Regions from separate parts of the Mus musculus genome. Here all the other regions are linked to region 1. Evidence: chromatin loops called from intact Hi-C (ENCODE). Cell type or tissue: heart. All regions are shown on one strand.

What was found. A loop is a pair of places that touch in the nucleus more often than their neighbours do. Peaks named below come from ENCODE experiments on the same cell type or tissue, not always from the same donor. Only the 100,000 strongest peaks of a DNase experiment are listed, where the experiment ranks them.
Region 2: it touches region 1 in a loop (10-fold over the local background); 9 of 42 quality-filtered maps call a loop at or near these places.
Region 3: it touches region 1 in a loop (6-fold over the local background); 9 of 42 quality-filtered maps call a loop at or near these places.
Region 4: a loop joins it to region 1, with 2.8 times the contacts of the local background. A loop is called at or near these places in 9 of 42 quality-filtered maps.

What each region holds. Positions count from the first base shown.
Region 1 is chr19:60,465,353-60,470,352 of GRCm38, reverse strand. It overlaps Prlhr (prolactin releasing hormone receptor), which reads left to right and starts at 2,049. Exons shown (of 1, transcript NM_201615.2): 1 at 2,049-3,620. The coding sequence starts at 2,227. The coding sequence ends at 3,339. In heart, a CTCF peak has its summit at 2,939 (motif pointing left); a DNase peak (open chromatin) is centred at 2,942; H3K4me3 peaks cover 1,167 bases; H3K27me3 peaks cover 4,410 bases.
Region 2 is chr19:60,606,839-60,611,838 of GRCm38, reverse strand. Gm46652 (a long non-coding RNA gene) reads right to left here and starts at 609. Exons shown (of 2, transcript XR_003952898.1): 1 at 368-609. In heart, CTCF peaks have their summits at 82 (motif pointing right) and 2,856; no DNase peak of the experiment used is centred here; H3K27me3 peaks cover 241 bases.
Region 3 is chr19:60,551,097-60,556,096 of GRCm38, reverse strand. The region is part of intron 3 of Cacul1 (CDK2 associated, cullin domain 1); the gene reads left to right. Gm41884 (a long non-coding RNA gene) reads left to right here and starts at 4,985. Exons shown (of 2, transcript XR_877980.1): 1 at 4,985-5,000. In heart, no CTCF peak of the experiment used is centred here; no DNase peak of the experiment used is centred here.
Region 4 is chr19:60,544,601-60,549,600 of GRCm38, reverse strand. It overlaps Cacul1 (CDK2 associated, cullin domain 1), which reads left to right. Exons shown (of 9, transcript NM_030197.2): 4 at 4,060-4,155. Gm41884 (a long non-coding RNA gene) reads left to right here. Exons shown (of 2, transcript XR_877980.1): 2 at 641-2,171. Among named protein-coding and RNA genes, the nearest start is that of Gm41884, 4.0 kb to the left of the region's middle. In heart, no CTCF peak of the experiment used is centred here; no DNase peak of the experiment used is centred here.

The sequences.
Region 1 (5,000 bases):
CACACACATAATACAGATACACATATGCACACACATGCATACAAACATACACACACACTTACCACACAGACACACACTGACACACACACAGATACACACACAGAGACACATGCCCACACACATGTATACACACATACACAGACATACACATGCACATATATGCATACACACACACTCACCACACACACAGAGACACATGCCCACACACATGCATACACACAAACACAGACATACACATGCACACACACACACATACACACACACACACACACACACACACACACACACACACACACATACACACACATACACACAGAGGTTTTCTCTGAAGTAAGGCAGATCTGGATAGAAATCCCAGCCACGTTACTTATTAGCTTTGCCAGTGTTTATAGTCCTTTACCAGATTTATTTGGCAAGTGGTAAATTACCTTCTCTGGAAAGTGCCCCAGTACACACGTGAACTACTTACCACTCTGACTTTCATACTGGTTTCTGCTACATGTATTATCGCTCAGAGAGTGTGGGTGTAGAGTGGAAATAGCACAATAATGGGTAGCTTTTGTGCTATAACTGACTTTTCTTCTTGTGTGAGTGACTCACTGGAATTTCAAGAGTGGAATGACTTGTTAAAGCTTTCTAGTAGAACTGAGATATCTGAAGCCCCAGAGGCTAAAGTAGGGCTTACCAGAGAGGACTAGACATTGAAACTCAGCCTCCTTCAGAAGCCCTGGCTTCTGAACAGGGTGGTTACAAAGCCCCTTTCCTGACAGACCTCTCACTGTGCAGCTTAACTTATATTTCAGTGACAACTTCATGCTACTAAAGATCTTATGAAACTTAACCTTTTCAAATGTCACCTTTGTTATTCTTTCTGAAACCCTGCAACCGCTAGTACGTAAAAAAGAAAAAAATATCTAAACCGACATAGGAAGGGCTTTTATTCTAGGAGGACAAGAAAGTCAGGAACTCAACAATCTCTGCTAGGACAGGTGGCGCCTTGGGTTGCTGTAGCGACAAAGAGAAATGAGCAAAGAGTGGCAGGGTTCAGATATTGGGGTGAATTTATAGAGCACAAACTGGCCTGATGGCTGCGTTTTTCTGAGCTAGGGAGGTAAATGATGGCACGGTCCCTGGTGATGATCCATATCGGAGCCAAAGTCACCCTTCAATCTCCATCCTGCACTTCTTTTTTTTTTTTTGCTCCAGGGAGCAAGCCTCAGATCCACAGAGCTGCAGTAATTTCGATTGTCGCGAGCCCCCTTGCGCCGTACCCACACAGCACTGGGGAGCTGCCCGTGGTGCTGATTTTTTCCCTTTGAGAGGAAACTCTGGCCACCACACCTGCAAAAGGCTCAAAGGATACACTGGAGTGCTAGAGCCCTAAAATCCCTGACCAGCGACAGGTGCAGCATAACAAAGCTCTGCTAGACCCCAAACTCTAGCGACTCTGTCAGCTGCAGTTGGAGCTCTGCAGGATCTGGAGCTGTCCTGTGAGGACTTCCCTTCACTCCCTAGTTTATCTACATTTCCCTATTTCCAAATCCTCTCAGCCTTTGGAGACTACACCTGGTGGACATCACAAATTGGCGCTTCCCGCACCTCCTCTGTCATCCCCTGGGACACGCCCCTCTGGAACAGCTTCTCCAGGGGCACTGCACACTTCCGAAGTGGAGATCACCCTGGAGCGTGGGGCCCAGGTTCCTGGCCCCACCCCCTTTCTTGCTTATTCCTACTACACATGCTGCTCCTCTTAAGCACAGAGTTGGGCAGTAAGCTCCGCCCCCATCTTCCATTGAAGGGAGAGCTGAAGTCAGGAAGAGGTGGAGGGGAGGAGCTCCCAGACCCCTCACAAGCTGCTGACCCACTGGGAACTACTGAATCCGTTAGTAGAAGAGAGCAACCCGAGCGAGCGTCCATTGTTGGCTGAGGACCCCTGAGGAACAGCAGGCGGTCTGCTCCCGCCTTTGAGAGCCTTTTCCCGCCAGCCAAGCCTGCTCACAGGTAGGGCCAGCTCCCCGGTCTGCCTTCCGGGGACCGCGAGAGCTATCCACGAATAGGAGCTGTTTAAAGAACCTGTGTTAGGCTTATTTTTATAGAACTGGAAGGACAACATTCATTGCGCTTGATGTTCTGGGTCTTGTGTCCAAGAGAGGAGTTGGGTGGTGGGAAAAGGTACACGAGGGAAGATGGAAAGTGACAACTTTGATTACCTTTGAACAGGTAGCCATGACCTCACTGTCCACTGAGACCACTGGAGACCCCGATTTGTCTTCTGGGCTGTTGCCAGCTAGCTCGACTCCAGCCAACCAGAGCGCAGAGGCCTCGGAGGGCAACCTGTCTGCAACGGTTCCCCGAGCTGCAGCAGTCACGCCGTTCCAGAGCCTGCAGCTGGTGCACCAGCTGAAGGGGTTGATCGTGATGCTGTACAGCATCGTGGTGGTCGTGGGTCTGGTGGGCAACTGCCTGCTTGTGCTGGTGATCGCGCGCGTGCGCCGGCTGCACAACGTGACCAACTTCCTCATTGGCAACCTGGCCTTGTCCGACGTGCTCATGTGTGCCGCCTGTGTGCCTCTCACGCTAGCTTATGCCTTTGAACCTCGGGGCTGGGTGTTCGGTGGAGGCCTGTGTCATCTGGTTTTCTTCCTGCAGCCGGTCACCGTCTATGTATCGGTGTTCACACTCACCACAATCGCCTTGGACCGCTATGTGGTTCTGGTGCACCCGCTACGTCGGCGCATTTCACTGAGGCTCAGCGCCTACGCGGTGCTGGGCATCTGGGCTCTATCTGCAGTGCTGGCGCTGCCGGCCGCGGTGCACACCTACCATGTGGAGCTCAAGCCCCACGACGTGAGCCTCTGCGAGGAGTTCTGGGGCTCGCAGGAGCGCCAACGCCAGATCTACGCCTGGGGGCTGCTTCTGGGCACCTATTTGCTCCCCCTGCTGGCCATCCTCCTGTCTTACGTACGGGTGTCAGTGAAGCTGAGGAACCGCGTGGTGCCTGGCAGCGTGACCCAGAGTCAAGCTGACTGGGACCGAGCGCGTCGCCGCCGCACTTTCTGTCTGCTGGTGGTGGTGGTGGTAGTGTTCGCGGTCTGCTGGCTGCCGCTGCACATTTTCAACCTATTGCGAGACCTGGACCCGCGTGCCATCGACCCCTACGCCTTCGGGCTGGTGCAGCTACTCTGCCACTGGCTTGCTATGAGCTCCGCCTGCTACAACCCCTTCATCTATGCATGGCTGCACGACAGCTTTCGAGAGGAGCTGCGCAAGATGCTGCTGTCCTGGCCCCGCAAGATTGTGCCTCATGGCCAGAACATGACTGTCAGCGTGGTCATCTGATGTCGCTCTGCCAGGTCCGAGCTGGGGAAATTCATATCCCTTAGCCCCAGAGGTCGTCGTGAGATCTTATTCCCAGCACCAAAGTTAAGCCAACACATGCGAATTCCCACCCAGCCCTTTTGATTTGTCTGGTTTTTGTGTTTCTGTGAAATGTTAGGTGGGCTTTGGAGCAGAAGAGCCTGGGGAGAGAGAGAGAAGCAGATTTATCAGGTCTACCCCTGAAAGCAAAACAGCTATTTTTCTGGGTTCAGAAAAATAAATCAGTAGCAGGTCTTTCTTTCTCTCTTTCTTTCTTTCTTTCTTTCTTTCTTTCTTTCTTTCTTTCTTTCTTTCTTTCTTTCTTTTTTTCTTTGCGTACACTGTGGGTGGAATTTAAATGTGGTGTTGGAGTTGGTGAAGATTTTCACTTTACCTTTTTAAAAGGCCCCAGCTGAGATATAATGACTGTTTTGTCTACCTGAGCCTTGGATTCACTTTGATTTCAGATCATACTATGATCCCAAATCAATATCCAGGTTTTTAACATTTCCTGAGTAAGATCTTTATGTTCCAAAAAGATTTTCATTTTAAAATCATTTGGATTTATAGAACAAATCCAGTTTCAGGTTACATTTCAGGAGGTGTTATTCTTGTCTTCTTTCCAACTCCTCAGCTACCATATTGAAAGGATAAAGGAAGCAGGTCAGTAAGTAGACAGCTCACCTAGCCCTGGGTTCAAGTCTTGCACAACAGGGTGTGCATGTCTGTGAGCCCATGACCCAAGAAATGGAGGAAAAGGGATCAGTTCATGATCATCCTGGGCTACATAGGGAATCTGAGACCAGCCTGGGCTACATGAGAGGAATCAATCACTATAGAGACAGGCAAATGGGAAGATGTGGTTCTCTTAAGGACACATGTACCTGTCCATGAGGACAGACATCATATGTGTGTGTGCACACACACACAAGCAGTGTTTACCACCAGAAAGAAATGCTCAGTGTAAACTGTGTGCCATAGCATTCTCCTGCATCCTCTAATTGCTGAATTTCAACAGATCAACAGCTGCCATCTGACTGCTCAGCACCTGCTCCCTGGAGATTCTTGCAACATATCAGCCTAGAAGCCAGGGCTGGAACGGATTACTTAAGGATAGCACAGAAAAATTAACTTCCATCCACAAGATGGACAGTTCAAATGCTAACCACTTTCAGGGCTTCAAGAACAGGGAAGGCTCTTGGGTGTGAGCCTGGGTTGATGATCAGCACATTAACCTTTTCAGAATTCTGTTAATGAGGAACGTACTTGGGGCCTCAGTTTCCAAGAGCCTCAATAATGGATGCTGAAACAGCTACTGGTTTGCTGAGAGAAGGAACTTTGGAAAAAGATACATAGTATCAACCCAGGGCCTGTGAAGTGTGTGATGTGAATTACTGTCTGTAGCAAGTGTGTGGGGCTCTAGTGCCACTCCAGGAAGGTCTCCCCTCTCTTCTATTACTGTTGAAAAGAGACTAGCTCATTTATCCGCGTGCTGTATAAGAGGAGGTTTGGTACCAAAATGACAAAGGTTTAGTTCTCACATCTACAGACGATGGGGGTATGAATATCTGCACTAAGCAGCACCAGAAGTCGTTAGTAGCTACAGGGTTACATTCCGTAGACTGAAAAGGGTTGAAGCAGGT
Region 2 (5,000 bases), 140 kb before region 1:
GGTAGTAGTCCCTATCAGCAACATGGAAGAGAGGAGAGAGGTACTGGTAGAAGTTCTAGAACCTGGGTGGATCCTGGCTGCCGCCAGGGGGAGACCTGGCGCGGCCTCCACTGCTCTCTGGAAAGCCTGTCAATTCTTGTCAACCCACTGTAGCTGCTGGAGCATTGGACATAAGGATGCATTGACCGGGTGAACCTCCTAGGGGAAGCAGCAATGCTTGGAGGCTCAGCAAGGGGGTTGGGGCGGGGAAAGAGCATTTTCCAGCTTGCTGCCTTCTACTGGTGGAAGCCAAGGCCGGGGAACCTGCGAGGTTGCTATGAACAAATTGTGTGCCCAGTTTGCTTTTCCACATCCACTGTGTGCTTACCTAAGACAGAAGAAAAGAAAGCACTCTGGAGGAAAAGTGGACTCTGAGGAGAGAGCATGGGGGCTTTTCTCCAGTCCAAGATCCAGGAAGGCATCCTAGAAGCAGCCTGCTCCCGTGATAAAGAGCTCTGGGCAGCAGGTGTCTGTTAGAGCAGGCTCCTATTAGAACAGGCTCAGAATTTCTGCAATGCCTGTTGCCATGGCAAACAGCCATTCACAGAACCAAGCTGATCATTCCAGAATCCCACCCCGCAGTTTAGCCTGTGACCCAGTCCAGTGAAGAGGAAAAGCTAGAAGCTGAGCCTCTAACTTCAGTTTAAGCAGTCTGCCTCACCTTCCATGGGCACTGGCCCATGTGTCACGTCCTGCCTGAAAATAGCTTTTCCCTCAGCCTACTGTTTTGGAAGGAATGTGTAACGTTCTGAGGTTCAACATCCCTGCGCCTTAGAAAAGGTGTTTTTCTTCCTGGTGACCAGACTGAATCCTCACCTTTGAAATGACCTCTGTGTCACTTCTGAGATGCTTGTGGGGAGATTCCCTGAATCTGGAAGATTTTCAGATAAGGAAATCCAGATGATTTCTAGAGAAATGAAATGTACCCAAAGTCACTAGGGGTTATTGGAATCTGGTAGTCAGACTTTTCAACTACCCAGAGCTTGACTGTTAAATCTATACAAGATCTCTGTTTTTTTTTAATATATATATATATATATTTCAGGGACTGGATAGATGGTTCAGGGCGTGCTTCTTTTGAAGATGTTCAGAGTTCAGTTACCAATACCCACATGGTGACTCACAGCCATCTGTAACTCTAGTTCCCAGGGACCCAACACCCTCTTTTGACCTCTATTGGCATCAAACATGCACATACATACATTCAGGCAGGACATACATAGAATAATAAATCTAAAATATTTTGATTATATGTATATGTGCCTGTCTCTGTGTGGCTATGCACATGTGCATGTGTGTGACTACAGAGGCCAGAGGTGGTGTATCCCCCTGGAAGATGGAGTTATAGACAGTTGTGAGCTATCAAATATGATATGAAATAGAAACCAAATTATGGTTCATCTTGCCCACAGATGCTGGTTTTTTTTTTTGTTTTTTTTTGTTTTTGTTTTTTGGTTTTTTTTGTTTTTGTTTTTTTGTTGTTTTGTTTTGTTTTTGCCACGTTAGTGTTTGTTCTGAATCTGATCCTCCCCCCAGCTCCTTTCCTCTCTCTCTTCTGATTCTGTAACAGCAGCATTTTTACCTAGGGGACACAAGGTTCTTCTCCTCTCTGCTCCCTTTAGCTCTTTTCTGACCTTAGTAAGTGATGATCAAGACTTTGTCCAGCTATTGAACCACAATGTCCAGACTCTGAGGGACTATAGGAAGAGAAAGGGAACAAGTTCAAGTTGAGAGTCAGGTCATAGTCAGACCAGGTAACTGACTATGGGGAGAGGGCCAAGTGCATGTCAGGTATAGTCTCAGCAAGGTCACTCAAACGACTACTGTCAGGGTCGACATATTTGCAGTGGGGCTGGGAGTCCAGGAGGCGCTAGAAGAACACAGGATTCTGGGAACATCTAATCAAACAGGAGCTAAGCCAAGTGCCTGTTGAGTGATGAATGGAGCAGATATGGAAATTGAAGTAAGAATCTTGTTGGCCTTGTTGGACCGAGCCATGGCTAGGCACCGTTAAGCCTTTTAGAGTGACTTGGTCATACATCAAGGCTGTGAGCAGCAGGACCTGTCCTCAGCCTCAGGGCTGGCATCACCAATGCTGTCAAGACACTGACTGTCAGCAGGCCCAGGCAGTGCTAGTATTACTTCAGGGATCCATGGTAGGTGAGAAGAGGCACAGATTATAATTCCTGCCTACTCCCAAACCCCAACAGCACAGAGCTTTCATAGGACATCTTAGTGCTTCCATCTCCCAGAGGGAGTGAAAAGCCTGACAACCTGATTGTGGGGCTTTAAAAAGTGTCTATAACTAACCACTTGTGTGCTGTGATGCCAGGGAAAGGCTAGAGGATACGTACTTACATGCCAGCAACCTGACTGGAACCTTGTCTCCCTCCCCATCTGAAAGTCAGGAAGTTGAGCCCCTGGAAATCTCACTTGGAATTTTTCACTCCACAAACCATTGAAACCCTATTCTCTGTGCTATGAGCACCTGCCATGTTCCAGATGGAACATCTGACATATGTGTTATCAACCACCATAGTAACTTCCTATCCCCTTCAAGGCACACATCCTAAAGTCCTCCTATTGGGTCTTATTTCATAAAGTTTCTACCACCTACTGATGGTACCACAGTCTGGGGCCCAAACACTTGCCATACAGATCTTTAGGGGACACTCAGCATGCTGTAACACCATCTTATGTTTGCGTGAGGGTTAGAGTTGTTCTCTGTTAATGTTATGCGCAAAGGCACCTAATCTGCCTTCCCAGCACAAACCTGGACTGTCATGTGCCAGCTACTGAAGTTATAACTTGAGCTACCGCTAAGTGGCGCTGCCTGCCAGCAGCAGGCACAGCTCTGTTCAGCAGTATGTGTGCACCTACTTCAAAATGTCATTGAAATTTCCCCATGTTTCTTTATCAAAAACAAGTGGGAACTGGGAGAAAGAGAAAGTGCTAATATTAGAGCTAAGCCAAACAACATTTCCGTGTGTGCTGGCTACTTTTATGTCAACTTGATGCATGAAATCATTCTGGAAAGAAAGAACCTCAATTGAGAAAATGCCTCAGCTGGGCTGTGGTGCATTTTCTTGCGTGCAGACTAATATGGGAGAGCCCAGCTCACTGTAGGCAGTGACACTCATTGGCTGCTGGTCCTGGGTGCTATAAGAAAGTAGGGTGAGCAAGCCATGCATGGTGAGCAAGCCAGTAAGCAGTAACCCCTCTCCAATCCCCCCCACCCTCGTTTCTGCATCACTTCCTGTCTCCAGGTTCCTGCCCTGACTTCCCTGGATGGTGGACTACAAACTGAAATAAACCCTTCTTTCTCTAAGTTGCTTTTGGTCACAGTATTTTATCACAGTAATAGAAACCTTTAGTATATCATGCTTAGTATACCTGCTTCCAGGAGGAAATTCATTTGCCAATCTTTGGGCTCAAATAGATGATCCTTGTCCTAAATGGTTCTACTGGAGGCTTAATGGTTAAAAAGAAAAAAGAAAAGAAAAGAAAAGAAAGGAAAAGAAAAGAAAAGGGAAAAAAGAAAACATGAAAGAAAACAGTCTATAAAATTTAATAGTTGTAAAACACTTCTTAAAAAGATAGGCTCTTGTGCTGTAGAGATGGCTCAGTGGTTAAGAGCATTGACTGCTCTTACAGAGGTTCTGAGCTCAATTCCCAGCAACCACATGGTAGCTCACAACCATCTGTAATAGGATTCAACGCCCTCTTCTGGTGTGTCTGAAGACAGCTACAGTGTACTCATATGCATAAAATAAATAAAATCTCAAAAATAAAAAAAGATCTTAGGTTGCTCATGTAGCCAAGGGTGATCTCAGTCTAGCTTCGGTAGCTGAAGATGACCTTGAACCTGCAATCATCCTATCTCTACCTTCCAAGTACTGATAGTTAAGGTGGCAAGCTCTACTATCTCTGATTTATGCAGTGTTGGGATCAAACCTAAGTCTTCATTCATGCTATCCAAACACTCTCTCAGCTGAGCTATATCTCTATCCCTGGATATGAAATAGTTGATCTCTTAGATTCAGGACTACTACCAGTGGAAGGGTGTCTTGTGCAAATTAGAAAAGGGGTTCTTTTTCCCCCTCCTCTATGTAAATATAACTCTGTACCAAGATACACAGGTGAGTTTCAGTCCCTGCTAAATCCATAACCAGATGCTGCCAGTGTACAATATGCCCAACAGTGCAGAGCTGCCAAGGATGAACATCCATTTATAATGCACAAGTCTCTTGTTCTAGTTTTGTACAGTTAATTTTATACACATGTATAAAACAGAAGGCTGCCTACAAACAATATCTATGGTTAATTTTTTTAAAAATTAGACTTGTCCCATATTTGAGACATTCCTGGGAACGTTGAGACTATAAAACCATGAAACTATAATGGGCAAGGCTAAGATTCATGTCCTCCCTCGGCAATCCTCCTCACAGAGTATTTATTTCCTAGAAATCTGTGTCCTAGTTTGGTTGTTTGGTTTCTGTTGTTGTCACAAAGCACTGACCAAGAGCAACTCTGGAGGAAACTTACAGGTCATAGTTCATCATGGAGGAAAATCAGGTAAAGGATTCAAGCAGGGGCAGAGGCAAGAACTAACAGGGACTCTGCTTGATTCCATGGCTTATGTCCAGTTATCTTTCTCACGCTTTCCAGAATCACTTTCCCAGATGTGACACCACCCACAGCAGGCTGGCCACTCACAAACCAATCAACAATCAAGAAGCCCCTTTGGACTTGCCTATATGCCAATCTGATAGAAGCATTTCTTCAATTGGACATTCCTCATCCCACATGACTTTTTGTGTGTTGACAAACACATTGCAGCACATTTGTATCATGCCTTTTACAGAATTGTGGACTATTTGAAGATATAAGCTAGATGTACCATTTATTTCCAGGGCACATCACGAAGATGTGTGAGAGTGTGCTGGTAGGAAATGGCAAGA
Region 3 (5,000 bases), 86 kb before region 1:
ATATGGGGTGAGAGAGATGGCTCAGTGGTTGAGAGCACTTGTTGCTCTCTAGGTTCAATTTTCAGCTCCTCCATGGTAGCTTATGCCATCTACAACTTTAGTTCCAGGGATTCTGATGCCACCTCTGACAGGTCTGAGCATCAAGTTTGCAAGTCGTACACATGCATACATGCAGGCAAAACACTCATACACATAAAATACAACCCAAAACTTGATCTTAATTTGTGTGAATAATTTACTGGGACCCTTTAACTTTCCCAGAAATATCAGTGTGTGGTCTCAGGTCTTACTGGAGCCCTATCATAGTGCCTTCAAAATTTTCCAAGCTCTGAGTAAAATAAGGTATACATGTGGCTCTAGTCTTAGTGTAAAAACCATGAACCATTAACAAATATTTATGCTATGTATGCTAGGCCTTAGTATACAGTACCTAGATGCTAGAATTACAGAAAAATTGCAGCTTTATTCTTTAGCAGCTTTTATGGAAAAAGACATAATGATCATTTTAATATTCTGTGATGTCAAGAGTGACTGAGTAGGAAAATAAACTGAGTTCCAAGTCCTGGCTAATTTTCTCTACTGTGAAAAATTTTCAAATATATCTGTGCACCTTTTCTTAACTCTCTGACTTCATTCCTTCCAGAGCAAGACAGTAGCCCTTGATGAGGAGTTGAAGACTCCTTGTGTAATTACCTTTCCATGAGAACTGCACAGCAGTATTTTGCTTTTTGGTTGATTGCACCTTTACATATTCAGATCTTTTTCCCATCTGGTTTCTTTTTCCAGTAGCTCCTCTTTCCTGCCAAGGAAGTGTTCTGCTGCTCTGCTATGGTTGCCTCCACTTTGAATCCTCTACCCCTGGCAGACTTTAATGTTTATGTTGCCACTGTCATGCTAACTATTGTGCGGGTTGTTGTGTTTAACTATCCATCAGGATGCCATCTTTTGAACAGTGTGTACTTTTGAGAATTGCAATCTGAATGACTCATGCTAGTGTCTGTCAGCCTACCATGGCCTTGATTTAGGACTTGAGGTGAATGTGCCAGCTGTAGTGCTGCTGACCTTGTTTCCAGTTCCCAGTTCCGTCTGCAGATATAGTAGAGTTGTACTCGCTCACTACCTTGAAATTAGGCCATACCAAATGACTTTTGGCACATGAGTTGTTCCTGAAAGTAGTGTGTCCACAAACGCAGGAATACTTAATGTTGGCTCTGCAGTTCCTTATGTTGCTGCTTCCTTGCCTTGGTGTTCCCAATGGCAAATGTTCATCTTTATTTACATTTCAAAGTTATCCCCCCTACTTTGTTTCCCCTCTGCAAATCCCCGATCCTATCCCCCTCCTCCCTGCTTTTATGAGGGTGCTCTCACACCCACCCACTCCTGCCTTACTGCCCTAGCATTCCCCTACACTGGGGCATTGATCCTTCACAGGACCAAGGCCCTCCCCTCCCATTGCCAGATAAAGCAATTCTCTGCTACATATGCAGCTGGAGCCATGGGTCCCTCCCTGTGTACTCTTTGGTTGGTGGTTTAGTCCTTGGGAGTCTTGGGCAGGGGTCTGGTTGGTTGATATTGTTATTCTTCCTATGGAGTTACAAACCCCTTCAGCTGCAAAGGTTCCTCTTAATTCTGGTCCTAAGTAAGGATAACGTGGATCAAACTCTCAGCACAGGTATACAACATGAGTGAGCAAGAAAGCTGTATTTTATCTCCCCCCCCCCCCCGTGTGTGTTTGTGTATGTATGTGATGCAGAATCCATTGGAACAGTTGTGAACCACTTTTTCCTAAGCATTTTGTGGATAAGTTAAGTGCACTTGGTTGAACTGTAGTGCATCTTCACTTTAGCCACCTGAGCGTTGTGGCTTTTGATGCAGTTCACTGACCATTAAGAGTTGCTCATTTTCAGTAGTTTGGAACTTCACATTACTAAGTTGTTTAAGCAGTCTGCTTCCAGGGAAAGACAATAAATAACATTAAAGTGGGGGAAACAGCACAGATAATTTTCTGTTCAGATCCAGAGCAAGGGGGCTGTGGAATGGTACACATTTTCATTCTTAAATTTCTAAACAGCAGTTTAGAGAGGTGTTTGTTAGCTGTTTTAATTAAAAGGAAGTTGATTAGGTACACTTAAAATATTTTAATAAAATTAATACTTTTGATATGTTTAAGCTAAATATATCTTAGGTTTCTAGTTACTATAATTGACAGATCAATAATAAAATTAGTTGGAACTAAGCTATAGCTAGTCTCTTTTACTTAATTTTATTCAGTCTGTACAAACATCTACTTATATATAAGCCTTCTTGTCCAGCTGCAAGTAAAGGGCCATCCATCTTTTGATGGTGTTAAAGCTGGGCAGGTGTTGCATTGCTATTTGCTTTTTGCCCAGTGGGTGGCAGTACAATCCAACTGGTTGCTTGCAGTTGTCTTGGCAAAATGAAAAAAATAAAGGCCTTAAAATTTAAATCTGTTGACATTCAAAGTGTGTCTTAAAACAAGCAGATGAACAAATAACCTCTTTACTTCCCCAAGTATACTTCTTTTCTTCTTGCTAGACTGAAGATTTTAGGTAATAAAGTTATTGGACTGAAGAAATGGTTAAAAGTGTTTATAGCTCTTGTGCAGAACTAGAATTTGATCTTACCACTTACATTGGGCAGCTCACAGCAGCCTGTAACTCCAGCTCTAAGAGGTTCTGATGTACTGTTCTGGACTCCATGGATACCCATGCACATGAGGTTACTGTCTCTGTCTCTCTGTCTCTGTCTCTCTCTCTCTCTCTCTCTCTCACACACACACACATACACACACACACATCCTCCCTCCTTCCCTCTCTCCCTACCTTAAAAGAAATTTACCTGGTTACCTTTCTTCCTAGACCTCAAGCAAAATAGATATCATTACCATTAGTAACTCTTTTACTTGTGAACTGCTGAAGGCTTTTCACTGAAGCAGTTGCCTACAGAAAGTCGTTCTTACAGGAGAATTTTCCAGTGAGACAATCTAATCTAACCCTGAGCCATTTCCACAAGTGCTCATTCAGACAGTGGTTTTAATGTTCATCATGAGCCTCTGAGGGTAGAGACTTCTCCTTAACCTGTTTCATTGCAGGCTTAGCATGATCTTAGGTTCTCAGACAGATTCAGAAGTGACATTCTGTAAGTTGCTAGAAAGCACATATCTGCAGTACAGTTAAGATTTTTGAAGCATCTGCTTGTTTCAGTTGAGACAGATAGAAGGACAAGCAGATACTACCTACATTTGCTTATTACCAGACTGTAGAATATATTTATATAGATTATATTTTTTAAAAAGGTTTTTTTTTTTTTTTTTAGATTTATTTATTTATTATATGTAAGTACATTGTAGCTGTCTTCAGACACACCAGAAGAGGGAGTCAGATCTCGTTACGGATGGTTGTGAGCCACCATGTGGTTGCTGGGATTTGAACTCTGGACCTTCGGAAGAGCAGTCGGGTGCTCTAACCCACTGAGCCATCTCACCAGCCCTAAAAAGGTTTTAAAAAGGCCCTTTACTTCTGAGACATCTCGTTTTGCTCCCATAGATCATAGAATATGTTATTTTTTAAGGTTTGCTTTGAGACAGCTATGTGCTTGTTTCAAAAGATAGGGGAAATTTTCCTTTAAGAAATAAATCCTTAGGAACTAACTGGAACTGTTCAGCTGTTTAGCTGTTCAGAATGCTTGCTGTTCTTCAAAGGACCTAGCATGACCAGTCCTTAGAACTCAGTTCACCTGATATGCTCACTAGAGTAACTCTGGGGGCCCTTAAACTTGTTCAAGGCTCTGCTAAATACAGGCTTTCTACTGTGTATTATTTCCCCTGTAATTTTGTTGACATTTGCAATGATAATGCAAGCAGTGGTGGATCAAATTGTACATGTGTGAATTAGAAAATAAAGCAACCAATCTCACTTGGGAATGTCCTATATGGTAGGGTATGAGTGACACGTGTATACCACTGGGGAGGCAGAGGCAGAGGGGCCGAGGGGCAGAGGCAGAGGCGCAGGTGACTGCAAAGAGACACGAGCTCTGGGGGTACTGGTTAGTTCATATTGTTGTTCCACCTATAGGGTTGCAGACCCCTTCAGCTCCTTGGGTACTTTCTCTAGCTCCTCCATTGGGGGCCCTGTGTTCCATCCCATAGATGACTGTGAGTATCCACTTCTGTGTTTGCCAGGCACTGGCATAGCCTCACAAGAGACAGCTATAACAGGGTCCCTTCAGCAAAATCTTGCTGGCATATGCAATAGTGTCTGGGTTTGGTGGCTGATTATGGGATGGCTCCCTGGGTGGGGTAGTCTCTGGATGGTACATCCTTTCGTCTTGGCTCCAAATTTTGTCTCTGTAACTCCTTCCATGGGTGTTTTGTTCCCTATTCTAAGAAGGAATGAAGTTATCCACACTTTGGTCTTCGTTCTTCTTGATTTTCTTGTGTTTTGCAAATTGTATCTTGGGTATTCAAAGTTTCTAGGCTAAAATCCACTTATCAGTGAGTGCCTGTTTGGTTGTGTTTTCCTTTAATTCTTTAAGGGATTTTTGTGTTTCCTCTTTAAGGACTTCTACCAGTTTAGCAGTGTTTTTCTGTGATTCTTTAAGGACTTCTACCTGTTTAACAGTGTTCTCCTGTATTTATTTAAGTTATTAAAGCCCATCTTGATGTCTTCTACCATCATAATGAGAGATGATTTTGAATCCGAGTCTTGCTTTTTGGGTGTGTTGGGGTATCCAGGACTGGCTGAGGTGGGAGTGCTGGATTCTGATGATGGTGAGCAGTCTTGGTTTCTGTTGGTAAGATTCTTGCATTTGCCTTTTGCCATCTGGTAATCTCTGGTGTTAGTTGTTATGGTTGTCTCTGGCTGGAGCCTGTTTCTCCTGTGATTCTGTTAGCATGTCAGCTGTCCTGGGAGTCCAGCTCTCTTCTGAGTCTCAGTGGTCAGAGTACTCTCCTCTTGCAGGGAAGGTGCACAGCGGTCTGG
Region 4 (5,000 bases), 79 kb before region 1:
CTCTTCACTGCACCTTTACTAATTCCAGATAGAAAAGCATTTGCTGTAGCCCACATAAAACTAAAGGCTTTTTGGAGCCTTCAGGCTTAAAGATTTATCATTTATTATTTTCATGTGTATTTGTGCATCCACATGAGTTTATGTGCTTTATATGGGTACAGGACCCTATGGCAGCAAGAAGACAGCATCAGATCCCTGTGAACTGTCATGCGTGAGCTGGAATCCAATCCTGGGTTCCCTATAAGAGCAGTAGGTGCTCTTAACTACTGAGCCATCTCTTCAGCCCCATCTTCAGTTATTTAAATAGTGCAAATGGTTCCTGAGGCCAAAATGTTTAAGATGCAATACAATAAAACTTACTCCAAGATAGATTACAGATTGATATTCACATGTGTATAGAGAGCTATCATACTCTTATTTCTACAAGCAATGTATTTTTCAGAAGGATAGAAAATAATTAAGTGGTGGTTTCAGGGAGTAGGAAGTTAACTTAAAACACTAAACCCATTTGAACTGACTAAAATTTTAAACTAAATAAGGAGGGGGCTGAGGGTTTAGCTGTGGGTTCTGTCCAAAGCACCTGCACTACTTCCCCTAAAAATTGCAAGAAGTTTAGAATAATTATTATTTTTTTCTGCAGCTTGTTTCTTCCTTTTTGATATGATGGATTATTTTTCCAATTAATGTTCAAGCCAAATAATACCATTTTGGAATAGTGAAACTCAACTAGGCATCATTTTTCTCAGTGGGGACCAGAGTTTATTGGATGTAAGTTTTAAAGAGGAACAGTTTGATTAGGATTTTCAAAGTCACATTTATTTCTAGTTTCCTGGAATAGATGGAGTTTATTTTCTCAGACTGTCATAATTTATAGTCCTGTCATTTCAAAGGTTTTGAGTAAGTGCAACATGAAATGTGGAAGTAAAAAAGTTAAGTGTTCTGACATTTGATTTAGCACAAAAAGTACTTTTTAATACTCCTAACCTTTGAGGCTTTATGACTTTGTAAAGGAATAAGGAGTTCAATTGTATTTATTCTCTCTGCTGTTAAATGTGCCTTTTGATCAGTGTTCATGTTTTTTTTAACACTTAGACGAAGTGTCCTTTTATGAAAATGAAAAAAAAATTTTAATGTAATAGCTTTTCAAATTTTTTCTTCTATATGGGTAGAATTTACTTCTTTGAGTGCTGAATATCATTTCCTAAGTTCTTTGAAGCTTCTTTGAGGAAGATGGTGTATGCCAGTCTGTTCATTAAGGGTAGTTAGGCTTGCTTGTGATGCAAGCCATTTCTCCTAAGTTCTCTGGTTGGCGAAGATTGCTTTTTAAAATATGAATGGATTTTTCTAAGTGTTAGGCACATGGCTGCTGTGCACCCTTGCTCATATATAGTTTTACAGTATGTGTCTTTTTTCAAAGCGGTTCCAGATTTTCTCTTATTTTTGCCACATTCTCAGAAATAGCATAGTGTGAGTATTGCTCCTTAGCATAGAAATTGAAATTCAAAGTGATGCATTAGTTGCTCAGTACACTAGAACCTTGATAATACTAAAGTAGAAATTTAGATTTAAACAGTGCTAGGTTAGATTTAGATGTTGTAAAGTTTAGATTTCAAAAGACCCTGCTTTTGAAAAATATACCTCTCCCTGTATCCTGTATTCTAGGCATTGTGGTTAGATTGGAGAAGAGCAGGTAAGGTACAGATTGTTGCCTCAGGGGCTTGCAGTTAGTAGCAGAGATTACTCAGTAGGAGCAGTAAGTGGTTTGCTCCACTGAAGGGAACTCAGATGTTTTGAGAAAGTGACAAAACTTGAAGGAAAAGAGTAAGTTTGGTGAGGCGTGGGTAGAGAGATGTTTGGGCAGACAGAACAACACTGATTCTACTTGGGATTGGTTAGTTGGTCCATGTACTGAGCTGGGTTGTGTATAAGAAAGAAGGTGTAGGCTGTGGAATCAGAAGTAGACAGTGTGCTCTAAATTGAGAGGTGTGAACTTAAGAAAAAAGATGGTAGTGGGGATTTTGGAGTACTAAGAAGTTGCTGGAATCTGATTGAGTCTTAGTGCTTATTAGCTTGGGATCATACTCAAATGGTTAAATATTTCTGAGCTGTTTCCCTCTTATGTATGATAGAGACAACTTTTATTCCACAGGTAGTTAGGAAGACTAGGAAAAGAAATGGGAAGATAAACACCAGACCTTTAAGTACTCTGTAATGAAAGATGAAGTAGAGATAGTTCCCAGCATATATTCCAAGCTCCTAGGTAGAAGCATTATGAGGTGACTCCTTTAGAGGTATTAGAACATTCAACATTTCTCAAATAGCTTAAGGCACAGTTTGTATAATTTTACTTAGTTTATGTGTATGTCTCTGTATATGAGTGGATGGGTACCTGAAGAGGCCAGTTAGAGGGCTGGAATCCTTGGTTCTGGAATTACAGGTTGTGAGCTGCTTGATAGGGTTCTGGGATCCAAACTCAGGTCTTCTGGGAGAACAGCAAGCACCCTTAACCACTGAGCCATTTCTCCAGCCCCCTAATTTCATATGGTTGAACTTGGTACTTAGGAGTCTTAGTGTGGTAGAACATGAAAGCATGATGTTGTCTTTAAGGTCTGGTTGTCAGGTGATGAAGTTTTCAAAGAACAGACCTTATGTGTGGAATGTTTTGTTTTTATATTTTATACCTTCCCATTCCCCAACACTGTGGCTCAGAAATTTTTAGTTCATGTATCTTATCATTTGCTAATATTTTAATCCCTTTAAATTTAACATTTTAAAATTTAATTAATAATTTAATTTAAATTTATTTAATTTAAGTAATTTAATTATAATTTATAATTTAATTATCATTTGCTAAAATTTAATCTTTTAAAATTTAATTAATTTAATCTTTTATTTAGGCTTCTTTAATGTTAAATTAACTTAAAGAATAAAATAAAATAGTACATGGATATAGTTTTGTAAAACATATCATCTTATGGTACTACAACAAAATACCATAGACTGGGCAGTTTAAGTTATTTCTTATATCGGTTTGGAAGCGGAGAAGTTTCTAGATTGAGGTTCTGGCTTATGGGTTCCTGGTGAAGACTCCTCCTGGATTGCAGCTGAAACATTCTCACCAAAGCCTTCTCCGTGCCACATTTTGATAGCAAAGATTTAGAAACCCTTTGTCTCTTTAAGGGCATGGTCTTTGTAGGATGTGGGGCCATGCCCTTATGACTTCATGGAATTTTAATTATTTCCTTACTTCAGTTATAGCTATACTGGGAGACAAGACATGTTCAGTCAACGTACAGTAAATTTGGAGAGGTTCCTTGGTGAATTTGTGACTTAGTATTTTGTAGGAGTGAGTGACGTTAGATGTGCATTATACTGTACTTCAGTCTAGACCTGCAGGTATATGTGAATCATTTGAGTCCTTACTTCTCTTGTTGACAGTTGGTTAACTAGAGAAGCTGTTTACAATGGAGATAAAATTTAAAAATGTATTAGCCACTCTAATAGTGTCTTAAAAGATTGGTTTACTTTATTTTATACTTGTCAGTGCTTTACTTCATTGTATGTTTGTATACCACATGATACAGTGCTTGTGGAGACCAGAAGATAGTATTGGATTCCCTAGAACCAAAGGTTTAGGTGGTTGTCAGCTACCATGTGGGTGATGGAAGCTGAACCTTGGTTCTTTTGTAAGAGGAGCAAGCATGCTTAACTGCTTGACATCAATTCAGCCTCTGGTAGTGTCTAGAGCCTGCTTTACTTACTTGAATTCTGTCCCCCCTAATTCCAGGTCCTAATATGGTTTGATTCCTTTAAGAACTATCTCTAATTCAGTGGTGATTTATTAAAATCATACTTTTTAGCTAATATGTTAAAGCCATATAGTTTTTTAAAGTGACTAAAGTGTCATAGAATAGACTTTGGAACAAAAAAAAATCTGAACTGACTTTAGAGTATAAGTACCTCCCCATTTTAGGTTCTTTCTGAGTTTATATTGCTGGGGTTGAAGAAGTACTTTCAGCTGGTTTCCCAGAGTACTTACGTTGATATTCTTTCCCACAGGCCAGCCCTCCAGACCTCTATATTGAAAGATTTAATATAGCTCTGGGACAGTATATGGGAGCATTGCAGAGCATCGTGCCTCTTTTCATATATATGGTAAGTTAGAGCTCTGTCACCCTTTCTTTCCCAAACCATGCAAGGCTAATTGTGTTCTGTTTTTATTTACTATAGTTATAATTTTTTCCCATTCCTGAGTCAGTTTACAGATGGGTGTGTTTATGAATATGGAGCCTAATTCACCACCTTATTCTTACAGCACATCTAAGTGGAATAAGCCAGAAATTGGAGGTGAGAAAGCTAGAAGGGCATTTCTTCTCCATCCCTCCCACAATTTTCTTTTATTAAATTTGTTCTTTAACAGTTTCATACGTGTATATAGTACATTCTGCATGTGTTTTTCTCTAACCCTCTCTTCCTCTGTGCTGTCCCCCACCCCCCAGGATCCCCACAGGTCTCATTCCTATGTACTTGCTGAGAGGAGACCTTTAAATCCTGTCAGGAAGGAGAGTATTAGATGAGGAAAGCTTGAAACACCTTTGTTCAGAAAAATACCCAAAACAAAAGTAGATGGGGAACATTGTAGGAAATTTGTAAAATACTAGACACAGATTTATTGTCTTTGATAATTAACTTTTATGGATTAATTAGAAAAAAGTCAGCAATACTATGTTTTTGTCTGATATGAATTAGATAGTTCACAGAATACATATACATATATATATCATTAAAAAGGAAAAATATATCATGCCATTGTTAAATGTAACTTACAATTACTTTTAAATTACTCTTTAAAAAGTGCTTGGAAATACTTATTTTTGATGAATCTGTAAAAGAAACAGACCTATAATTTAGAGTAGAAATGAATTGCTAAAATTGCCTTGAAAGACTCAGATTTTATGTGTAAAATTTCTCAAGTTCATAAATAGATATAAACACTAAGT